2 separate regions of the Homo sapiens genome follow, and region 2 is linked to region 1. A link is a contact called in ENCODE Hi-C or POLR2A ChIA-PET data. All regions are on one chromosome and are shown on one strand. Each heading gives the region's core, a stretch centred on a gene start or an enhancer-like site at or near the end of the contact. The rest is flanking DNA. Distances are from core to core; before and after follow the strand shown. Region 1 has its middle 61 kb from the start of LAS1L. Region 2 holds the start of AR (androgen receptor).

Evidence for each region. Hi-C counts contacts between places; a loop is a spot of excess contacts on that map. ChIA-PET counts read pairs that join two places held with the same protein, here RNA polymerase II (POLR2A). Pooled maps may share reads with other maps.
Region 2: POLR2A ChIA-PET joins it to region 1 with 19 read pairs in PC-3. The contact joins the promoter of AR here to the enhancer-like site in region 1. A Hi-C loop is called at or near these places in 5 of 50 pooled maps. POLR2A ChIA-PET finds 5 or more read pairs at or near these places in 2 of 52 experiments (PC-3 and Panc1).

The regions. Positions count from the first base shown.
Region 1 is chrX:65,592,812-65,598,167 of GRCh38, reverse strand. It overlaps a transcript of MSN not described here. Among named protein-coding and RNA genes, the nearest start is that of LAS1L, 61 kb to the right of the region's middle. Within about 2 kb of position 1,712, at least 20 of the 41 ENCODE cell types and tissues checked have a DNase peak (open chromatin) inside an H3K27ac peak, as active enhancers do.
Region 2 is chrX:67,540,144-67,545,270 of GRCh38, reverse strand. It overlaps AR (androgen receptor), which reads right to left and starts at 1,250. Exons shown (of 8, transcript NM_000044.6): 1 at 1-1,250. The coding sequence starts at 124.

The DNA.
Region 1 (5,356 bases), core at 463-2,962:
TGTCTCTGTTTCATGAACTTCAACCTCAGAATCTGGCTAAATAACTTCCAATCCAAAATAGTTCTGGTGCTTCCTGAGTGTTGCTGGTAAGGAGAGGTAGAAATGGGGTCCCTCTGAGGTTTTCAGAAAGCCCAAGTTCCCTGCTCCTTGGGAAGGGTACCTCACAAAGTTAAGGAGGAAGACAGCAGGATGAAAGGTCTCATAACAGGCCCAGCGGGCTCCTACCCTCCAGCCTTTTACCCAAAGAAACAACACTGCCCACAGATTACAAAGTGTCTTCATCTCCTAAATGATCTGAGCCAGAAGTTCTTAGAAACTATATTCCTACTGTCTTCTGACCCCATCCCACAAAATCATTTTGCAGATGTGAAAACTGAAGCCCATGCATAGGAAAGGACTAGCTCACTATTACACAGTGAAGTAACAGAACTGGAACTAGAATGTTAGTGTTCTGACTCCTAATCAATCTCTGAAAAGGTTATAAAATTGATTCAATGTCTCCAGCCAAAAAGCACTATTGGACTGGGCATGGTGGCTCACACCTGTAATCCCAACACTTTGGGAGGCCGAGGTAGGAAGATCGCTTGAGCCTAGGAGTTTAAGACCAGTCTAGGCCACATAGCAAAACCCCATCTCTACAAAAAAAATTAAAAATTAGCTGGGCATGGTGTTGCATGCCTGTGGTCCCAGCTACTAGGGAGGGCGAGGTGGGAGAATCACCAGAGCTCAGGAGGTTGAGGCTGCAGTGAACTGTGATCACACCACTGGACTCCAGCTTGGACTATAGGGCCAGACCCTGTCTCAAAAATAATAAAACAAGGCTGGGCCAGGTGGCTCACATCTGTAATCCCAGTGCTTTGGGAGGCCGAGGTGGGAGGATCACTGGAGTCCTGGAGTTTGAGACCAGGCTGGGCAACATAGTGGGATGCTGTCTCAAAAAAAAAAAAAGAAAGAAAGAAAAGAAAAGCCAAGCATGGTGGTCCTAGCTACTCAGAAGAGGCTAAAGTGAGAGGATCACTTGAGCCCAGGAGGTTGAGGCTTCAGTGAGCTGTGACCAAGTTCTGCACTGTAGCCTGGGGAACAGAATGAGACTCTGTCTCAAATAAATGTATAAGAAATAAATAAAATAAAATAAAGCACTGTTGGAGTTATTTTTCTAGTAGAAGAAGAGAAAGCTGAGGATTGAAATGGGCAGAGTGGTGACTTAATCAATATCCAGATTGTGAACACTTAAAGGCAGGGTTTCTGTCACCTTTGTCTCCAATGAAAGCCCAGTACAGTATCTGGCCCCAGCTCAGTGATTAATAAATGAGGGAGGAGCTGTCATCAGGCATTTGAGGGACACTGCTGTCTCCTCTGGGACTCTGGGTATTTATGCAGACACTCCAGAAAGCTGGAAATCAGAGGACTGGGGATTTAGTCTCAGTCAGTCCAACACCAGTTCAGGTCCCCCCTCATTCCCCCCACCCCTCCATAAATGAGTTTCTTCTTTATAAAAGAAGAGGTAATGGTATCTGCCTCATCTGGCTCCCTGGAGCTTGAGGAAGCTGAAATAAAAAAAAAAAAAGAAAAAGAAAAATAGGAAAGAGCTTTGACAAAACAAGACACTACTCTGCAAATGTGATGGCTGGATGCTGTGGTGATGTCCCAGCTAGCAATTATGTTCTCAGCGGCAACTGTGGGCAATGAGTGAGTCATCTTCTCACTCTCAAAGCCAGAGGCCTTGAAAGGGGAGAAATGAGGTGAGTCTTTTCTTAAGAGTTTTTTGGAGGGGACCAGAGCAGACTCCCTCCCTCCCAAACACACACACGTACACACTATGCCCCAGATTCCAGCCTCCTGGGGATTCATTCATAGTCAGCTTAAGCAAGGACTGCATCCCTACCTCTGTTATTTAATTCCAAGACACTGGGGTCCCTAAGTTATTGAGGTTTCTTGGAGACTAGAAGTCAGAGTCCCCAGTTTCCATTCAGTCCCAGTTCTACAGCCAGCCTTGGGCTCCGGTTCTGATTTTCACTAATTTACTCTGTGGCTTCAGGTAAATTAGATTCCCTCTCTGAACTCTTTTCATCTATAAAGAAAAAAAAAAACCAACAGGATGAACTAGATGCCTAACATTATGTTTCTGAATCTGGACTGGGATTCAGAAGACCTGGGTTTGAGTCCTAGCTCTATCACAACGACTGTACAACCTTAGTCAACTTCTTTCCGGGGCCTCAGTTTTCACAACTATAAAATGAGGCATTTGGGTTAGATGCTTGGCCGTGTGTTTCAAAAGTTCTGAACTGGCATTCAGGAAACGTGGATTCTAGCCCTAACTGCCACAGAGTGAATCACTGTCTGAGTTTAGACTGGTCTCATCTCTTCTCTGGGCCTGTTTCTCTATCTTTATCATGAGGATATTCAAATATAAGTTATCTAAACACACCCTCTGATTCTGACAGCCTGTGGTTCTAGAATTTTACAAGCACTGAAAAGGAAGTGAACAAAGGGAGAGGCCACACCCAGAGTGATTTCTCATAAACTGGCAAGTGGTTGCCCTCTATGGGTCTGACTTGGAAGTGCAGGCCCAACTAGACCACTTGCTGTAGCAACCGCTAAAGAACTGAGGCCAGAGGGGGGCGCAAGAGATCACTGAGTGCTTCACTAGATAGGGCCAGAATCAGGCTGAGGTAGGCCTACAGACCTCCCAGTCCCTCACAATGAGAGACATCCAGATAAGAAGTGTGTGCTGGGAGACTGGACCTTCTCTCCTAGTGACTAGAAACAAGAGGCTTTCCAGGGCTGTGCAGAGAGCATGGCCAGTACGGTCTCTGCCATGGGCGAAGTGAGTAAATGTCAGGGGTGTGGATGAATGGGGGTGGAGGGTGACTGTGCTATGAGAGTGGGTATGGGAACAAGTTAGTTCCATGGCTGAGAAGTTTTCACATGAGGGGCAAAGATATGGCAAGAACTGCTCAAATTAAAGTGCTTTTCAGCATCCCCATCTACTCCCTTCCCTCCTCAGAGAAGATAAAATGTATGCCTGGGCAGAAAAAAGGAGTGACCTTAGTGTGAGAGTGAGAACCTAATCATGAGAAAGACTAGGGAGTGCTTGGTATTCAGGGAAGGCCCTACTGTCTACAGGATTTGTGGTCTCAGTCTTGAGGTATCACTAAATTTGAGGGGCTTCTTGGACTCAGTATTGCAGGGCATTACATGCTGGAGGTGTAGGGTGGGTTCAGATATAGGGTTATGTTACAGAAACAGGTGCATACTAAGGCTTTCATGCTGTCATTCTATAATGTTTAATTATATAAGTAGCTCTAGGCAGGCCATGAAACACTGGGCTCCCCTCCCTCATCTCTCTTTCTTGGTTAAAAAGTCTGATCATCCAACTCAGATGCAAGGGAAACAACAAAGGCAGCCAGTGTTTCTTGTTGTGTGACAGGGATGGTTGCAGCCCTACTTCTCTCCTGATTCACTGTAGAAACCAGGTCAAGTTTTCAGCCTCTCTCTGGATCTCAGTTTCCCCACCTGAAACAGGAGTGAGCTGGACTTGATGAGGTTCCAGGTTTCTCCCAGCCCTGACATTCTATCTGGTTATTTTTATAATGTTCTGTGGTATTCTATGCTTCTCTGCCCCTACCCAAGTAGGGGCCACCAATTCCCAAAGGTCCTTTCAACCCTAATATCCAAGCCTACTCATTCAAGCTTCCAAGGCTTTCCATTACATCCTAGTCCCACCCCCACCACTTCATCCCACCACCATCCCCTCATGCCACTACCACCATTGCTGCTGCCTAGAACAGGGTACAGTCTTCTCTACTTTTATTTGGAAATTCTAACAACCCACCTCTGATGCTAATGAGTTGACAAAGATTGATACAGTATTGCTCTGAGGTGACAGAACTCCCAGTTCTGCCACTACTTGCCTTTGTGCCCTTAGGGAAATTCCCCCGCTTCTCTAAACTTCATTTTTTCCCAACTCTAAATTAAGGGCGGTGGACTAGAATGGTCTCTGAAAGCTGCAAATTGCTCCAACACCTTTCACTTCTAGGCAATGAGAAGGTCGAGATTGTCTTTGATGTTTTGCCATAATTCTGATCCTCTCTCAGTGTTCCTTAAACGGAAACCTCTCTGCCTACAACCTCCCACCTGATAAGTACCCACAGTTTCCACCAGCAACTCCTAGACCTGTCTCCTTCCCTTCCTCAACCTGGTCCCAACACAAACAAAAAGTTTTTCTCTCCCAATCAAGGTGTCTGTGAGTGATAATAGTTTATTGTGAGGAACAGACTCAATGAAGATAACAAACTGCTTTTTACCCTACCAAATAATTTGCCTGCCGGGTGCAGTGGCTCATGCCTGTAATCCCAGCACTTTGGGAGGCTGAGGCAGGTGGATCACCTGAGGTCAGGAGTCCAAGACCAGCCTGCGCAACATGGTGAAACCCTGTCTCTACTAAAAATACAAAAATTAGCCGGGAGTGGTGGCATGCGCCTGTAATCCGAGCTACTCAGAAGGCTGAGGCAGGAGAGTCGCTTGAACCTGGGAGGCAGAGGTTGCAGTGAGCTGAGATCATGCCATTGCACTCCAGCCTGGGTGACAGAGCAAGACTCCCTCTCAAAAAAATAATAAAATAAAATAATTTGTCTATAAGGTCTTGTCATTAGTTTATTGCACCACCCCACAACTGCTGATTCCCACAAGCCTCTCCCAGAAAAACCACAAACAGACCCTGGGACGGAGACTTTGAAGGATATTTTGAAGGATATTTTATTTAAAAGTTTTTTAAACAGAATTATTCTCACAGCTTCAGCAACAGCAAGGACTCAATTCAACCTCCCAGTCCAGACTAGTTGCTTGGGGTACTTCTCAGACAACCCAGTGGCTTGATTTGAAGTCATACCTGAGATGGTCCCTTCTCTTCCTCCTGGAAGCCATTTCCAAAAGATGTGTATGGTGGGAAGCACCACAGGAAAAGGAGGGAGGAAAAAACATGCAGGTAGTTAAAAAAAAAAAAAAGTAGAAGAGGTGGGAAGGTAGCAGCGGGGATTGGGGTAGCCCCATTGTAGGTACTAAAAAGTGTTTGGAAAAAATAATAAAGAATTAATAAATAAGCAAAATCAAAATTGGTCTTGGTTTGAGATGGAGTCCCTCTCTGTCTCCCAGGCTAGAGTGCAGTGACGTGATCTAGGCTCATTGCAACCTCCTTCTCCTGGGTTCAAGCGATTCTCCTGCCTCTGCCTCCTGAGTAGCTGGGATTACAGGCGTGCACCATCATACCTGGCTAATTTTTGTATTTTCAGTAGAGACGAGGTTTCACCATATTGGACAGGCTGGTCTCGAACTCCTGAGCTCAAGTGATCCGCCC
Region 2 (5,127 bases), core at 1-2,500, 1.9 Mb before region 1:
GGTGCCTGGGGCCCGGGTTCTGGATCACTTCGCGCACGCTCTGGAACAGATTCTGGAAAGCTCCTCGGTAGGTCTTGGACGGCGGCCGAGGGTAGACCCTTCCCAGCCCTAACTGCACTTCCATCCTTGAGCTTGGCTGAATCTTCCACCTACTTCCCTTACCCCGCCTCCCCTTCTCTTGCTCAGAAGAGTTCAACAGGCTGTGATGATGCGGTAGTCGCTGCAGCTAGCTGCCCACCTGCGGGAAGCTCCAGAGAAGGAAACTTGCGGGAGCAACCACGCAAAAAGCGCTCTGACAGCCTCAAAGTCTCGTGCAGAAGAAGACACACGGTGGACAAGATCTGCCCTGCTAGGCTCACAGTCTGTCTCTTAATACTTGAAGGGTAGATTCAAAAGATGCCCAGATCTTAAAAGAAAAAAACAAAATCCTCCACCTTCCAAATTCAGTGTCCACTGAAGTAGGTGCAAATAAGAACTGAGTTATTATCTTTTTCTTTTATTTCGGCTTTTTTGTTTTTGTTTGTTTTGTTTTTTGGCTACTGAAGACCTGACTGCCTTTTCATCTTTTGATCTCTGGCTCCGCACTCGGGGTGGGGAAGGCAGGAGGAGGTGGAGAGAGAGTGGGGGAAAACAGAGGGTTCTCTCCGCGTGCAGCCTAACCAGGCGGGTCGTGGCTGCAGTGCTGAAGCCGCTCCCCAGTCGCCTGGCTCCTAAGAGCCTTCTTTGCAATGTGCAGCTAGCTCGCCCGCTCGCAGCCAAAGGGAGTTACCTCTCTGCAAACTCGGGCTGGCAGCGCTGGGCCGACGGGGGCGGGGGGGCGGGTGGGGAGAAGGGTGGTGAGGGGGGTTGGCTGAGAGTAGCCGACTGAGGCAGCTGCGGGAGAGAAGACGGGGGAGGGGGGGAAGGCAGGGTGGGGGGAGGCGGGGTGGAGAGGAGGAGGACAAAGGCAGCCGTCAGTCCTACCAGGCACTTTCCTTGCTTCCTCCGAGTCTTTAGCAGCTTTTAAAAACTTCACCGAAGAGGAAAGGGCAGCTCCGGGCGGCGGCTTCGAAGCCGCCGCGCTGCAAGAGGCGTTGGCTGTCGCTGGAGCCGGGCTGGGGCTGGCGTGGTGCGTCCCTTCGGCTCCTGTACAGCACTGGAGCGGCTAGCTCGGCCCTTTTTCCCTCTGTCGCCTCCTCTGCCTCTGGGCTTGCTCCGGACCGTCCCGCTCTCCCAGCAAGCTGGCTCCCCGGGATCTCGGAGGGGGCGCTGGGAGGTGGAGAGCAAATGCAACAGTTTGCGAGTCGGGTCCCGCCCCCACCGGGCCGGCCTCCTTGCCTTCCCACCTCCTTTTCCCTCCCCTCCCCTTTCCTTTTCTCCCCTCCCCTCACCGCGCGCTAACGCCTGCCTAGTGGCTTTGGAGAAACAAGTGCTGGCGCAGCGTGGGCGAGGGCAGGAGAGGCTAGCTCTAGCCCTGGAGGACCCCTGCTTCCTGAATAGCTCCTGCTTTCCTAAACCAAGGTTTAGGCGCCAGGGCTCCAGATTTCCTGGAGGCCAGCACTCACCAAATTTGGTTCCAAAGCCCAATCTAAAAAACCAACAGGGTGGAGGCGAGGGAGGGAGGAAAAGGACGATAGGAATACCTGCTCCTGGCTGCCAGGGGTTCTTTTCAGGACTGATAAGAGCGCGCAGATGGGAGAGTGGGAGAGTCTCCTACAAACTGAGGAGCAAGCCATGACCAAGCCAGCAGATACTTGCTGAAACCTTAGATTCCGTCATAGGGATAGATCGGGCCTCGTGGCATTGTGCCATTTGCTCTAGGAACCCTCAGCCCCAAGAATCAGAGGTCATTTCTACCCTCTTCTCTGCCTTTCTTCCTGTCTGGAATTGCCTTTAACCATGCATTTCTCATCCAGACTCTCAAAGGCAAAATCACCCAGACAAGCAGGTAAACACACAAACACTAAAAACACTTGCCATGTACACATAGGCGCTCAATTTTGTCCAGAGCTCTGTAAACGTTTGCTTTGTATGCAGCCGCTTGCTTTTCCAAGTTGCCTTCGCATATTTTAAACTTTACAACTGGAACTATCCAAGGATAGAACCTATATAGGGCTGCTTTTCGCCTCTTGATGGACAGCCAGGCGTAGAGGATGATGTGGGTTACTGCAACTGCTCTTTTGTGGAGGAGGTCCCATAAGCCCTGTGTAAAGGTGGAGATGCAAGTGGGAATGGAAAGAGAGAGAAAATGTAAACGTAAACCTATAAGGAAAACATCTTTCCTTTATGTCAGTAGAGACCCTGGGCCTCCCTATGTTTTAAATTCCTTTGACTTCTGATTCTGGGGAGGCTCTCTGTTCCAAAAGTCATTCCGAGATTTTTGCCTGGGTCTCTTTTGCTTTTTGCAGTCTTCTACAGAGAAAAGATGGGTTGTAGCTTTGTTGTAGCTTTATCTTGTGCACAGCCAAACATCATAGGCATTTACTTACCTTGACCAAAGAAGGTAACTCAAACCTAAAGGCAAGGAAGACTGGATATGATAGGCTCTATTTCACAGATGAACAGGCTGAAACAAGGACATAATTTGTTCTATGTTCCACATTAGTAAAACCTAAACTAGTCTTCCAGTCCATTGCTATTTGAGCTAGACTCTAGACTCATCAATCGCATTGTCATTTGGGAAATGGCTATAAATGAACCTTCCAGAACACAAAGGCCTGAAGACCCTTTCACCTGAGGAGGTGAAAAATTATTTCCTGAGATTTTAATGGCTACAGCCTTCCTTGAATATACCTCACCATATGTAAGTAGAATGCGTAGATACTTCAACCTCATTTGAATACTCATTGCAACATTTAATCCCACCACAACTTTCAACTAGCATTGCTCAATAGGAATTGAGTGGGCTGGCAGGATGGTAGAATGGAATTAACATAGGTCTCAGAGCCAGGAGAACTATGTGTCTACACACTAACAGTGAAGGAAGGTGCAAAAATCACTGAATGAACAATGGACAGGAGTGAAGAGGACACATAGACACAAAGAGGCCTGAAAAAAAATTAAGGTGAGAAATAATGCTCTGAAGTTACTCTGAATAAAAAGCAGTCTGACATTCAAACCTGGGTCTGAAAGACTCCAAAGTTTATGTTGCTTCCACATCACCAACATTGTCTTCACAGTTTCCACATCTGAAAACTGTTGCCAATATAAGTTACCCTCAGAAGGCTAGTGTGTCATTTAAAAGACATAATGTGTATAGAACAAACTTGTAAACAGGAAAGCATTCTACAAATCTGAAGGATTACTATGTTATTTTTATTTTTAAAGATGGTGCTGTCAACAATTATATCATTATCAGGAAAGGTTAACTACTATAAGCATATTAGGGCCATATACTTTATTTGGATTTTGAACTCTGATCTTCCAGCTCAAATCTCATTTTCTTCCCATTGCTTTTAAGAACAAGAGACAATTATTGATTAATATTATATAAGTTCACTGTTTGTACCAGCTTTCTTCTTCTTTCTCCTCCTGTTCTTTGCAGTTTTTTAGTAATCAAATGGAACCAGAGGTGTTCTCTCAGATTAGTCAGGTTGAGAGTAAGTTTCTGCTATAAGCTTCCTCTGCAACTTCAAGAGGGATTTATTAATAAAGTCTTCCCTAGCTCTTTGCTCTGGAAAGCCAGGATGAGCTGACCTTTGGAAAATGGTGACCATCGGGTTTTATTTCCTAAGTATCTCACACATCTGCCCATTTATTTCATCTCTGTTGTTGCCAACCTAGTTCACTTCCAGAAGGCACCGTTCTCTTCCACCTGGAGCACTGTAAATGGTCATCCTCCCTCCACTCTTTCCTAGAATCAGTTCTGCATTGTGCAGCCAGAGGGTTTCTTTTTAATAGCCGTACTGAGGTATAATTGATATATACAATAAACTGCACATATTTAAAGTTGCATAAATTGATCATTTTTGACACACGCGTGCACTCATGAAATCATCACTCAATCAAGATAGTGAATATATCTATGATTCCAAAAGTTTTTATTGTGCCACTTTGTACATTTTCCCTCCACCTCTCCTATACTCCTCCTCCTCAGGCAACCAATGATCTGCTTTCTGTCAGTATAGACTGTTTTTCACTTTCCAGAGTTTTATGTCAATGGAACTATACAGCATGTACTCTTTTTTTTTTTTACTTGCATCTTTCACTGAGCACAATGCCTTTGATGTACATTTAAGCTGTTATGTATATCACTAGCTCATTCTTCTTTATTGCTAAGTAGTATTCTATTGCATTGCTGTACCACGCTTTGTTTATCCATTCACTTTTGATGGACATTTGGGTTCTTTTCAGTTTGGGGCTACTACAAATAAAACTGCTATAAATATTTGTATAAACATCTTTGTATGGATGTATTCTTTCATTTCTCTCAGGTAAATACTTAGCCATGGAATGGGTGAGTCACAGGGTAGGTATACACCTACTTTTGTAAGAAACTTCCAAATCATCTTCCTAAGTGATTGTATCATTTTACATTTCCACTTCACCAATACTTGGTATGGTCAGTCTTTTTAATTTTAGTATTCTAATTAGAGGTGTCTTTCCCATTTAATTTTTATTTCTCCCATGAATAAAGATGCAGAGCATTTTTCATGTGCTTATTTTACAATTGTATACTTTCTTTGATGAAGACTGTAAATTTTTTCTCTTTTTTTTTTTTTAATTGGGCTACTTGTAATTTATTATGGGGGTTTTAGAGTTATGTATTCTGAGCACAATTCCTTTATCAGAAATATGATTCAACAATATCTTATCTGTAGTTTGTCTTCATTATCATACCAGTGTCTTTTGAAGCACAAACATTTTAAATTCTGATGAAGTCCAGTTCATCACTTTGTTCACTTATGAATTATGTTAACTTACGGATTATGGTGTCAGATATAATAAATCATTTTCAAACTCAAGATCACACAGATTCCCATCTGTGTTTTCTTCCAGAAGTTGTATAGCTTTCAGTTTTACATTTAGGTCTGTGATCCATTTTGAATTAAGTTTTGTAGACAGATACCCAACTTTTAATATAGATGTCCTATTGTTTTGGCACCATTTTTTGAAAATACTATTCTCTCTCCACTTTGTTGCCTTTGA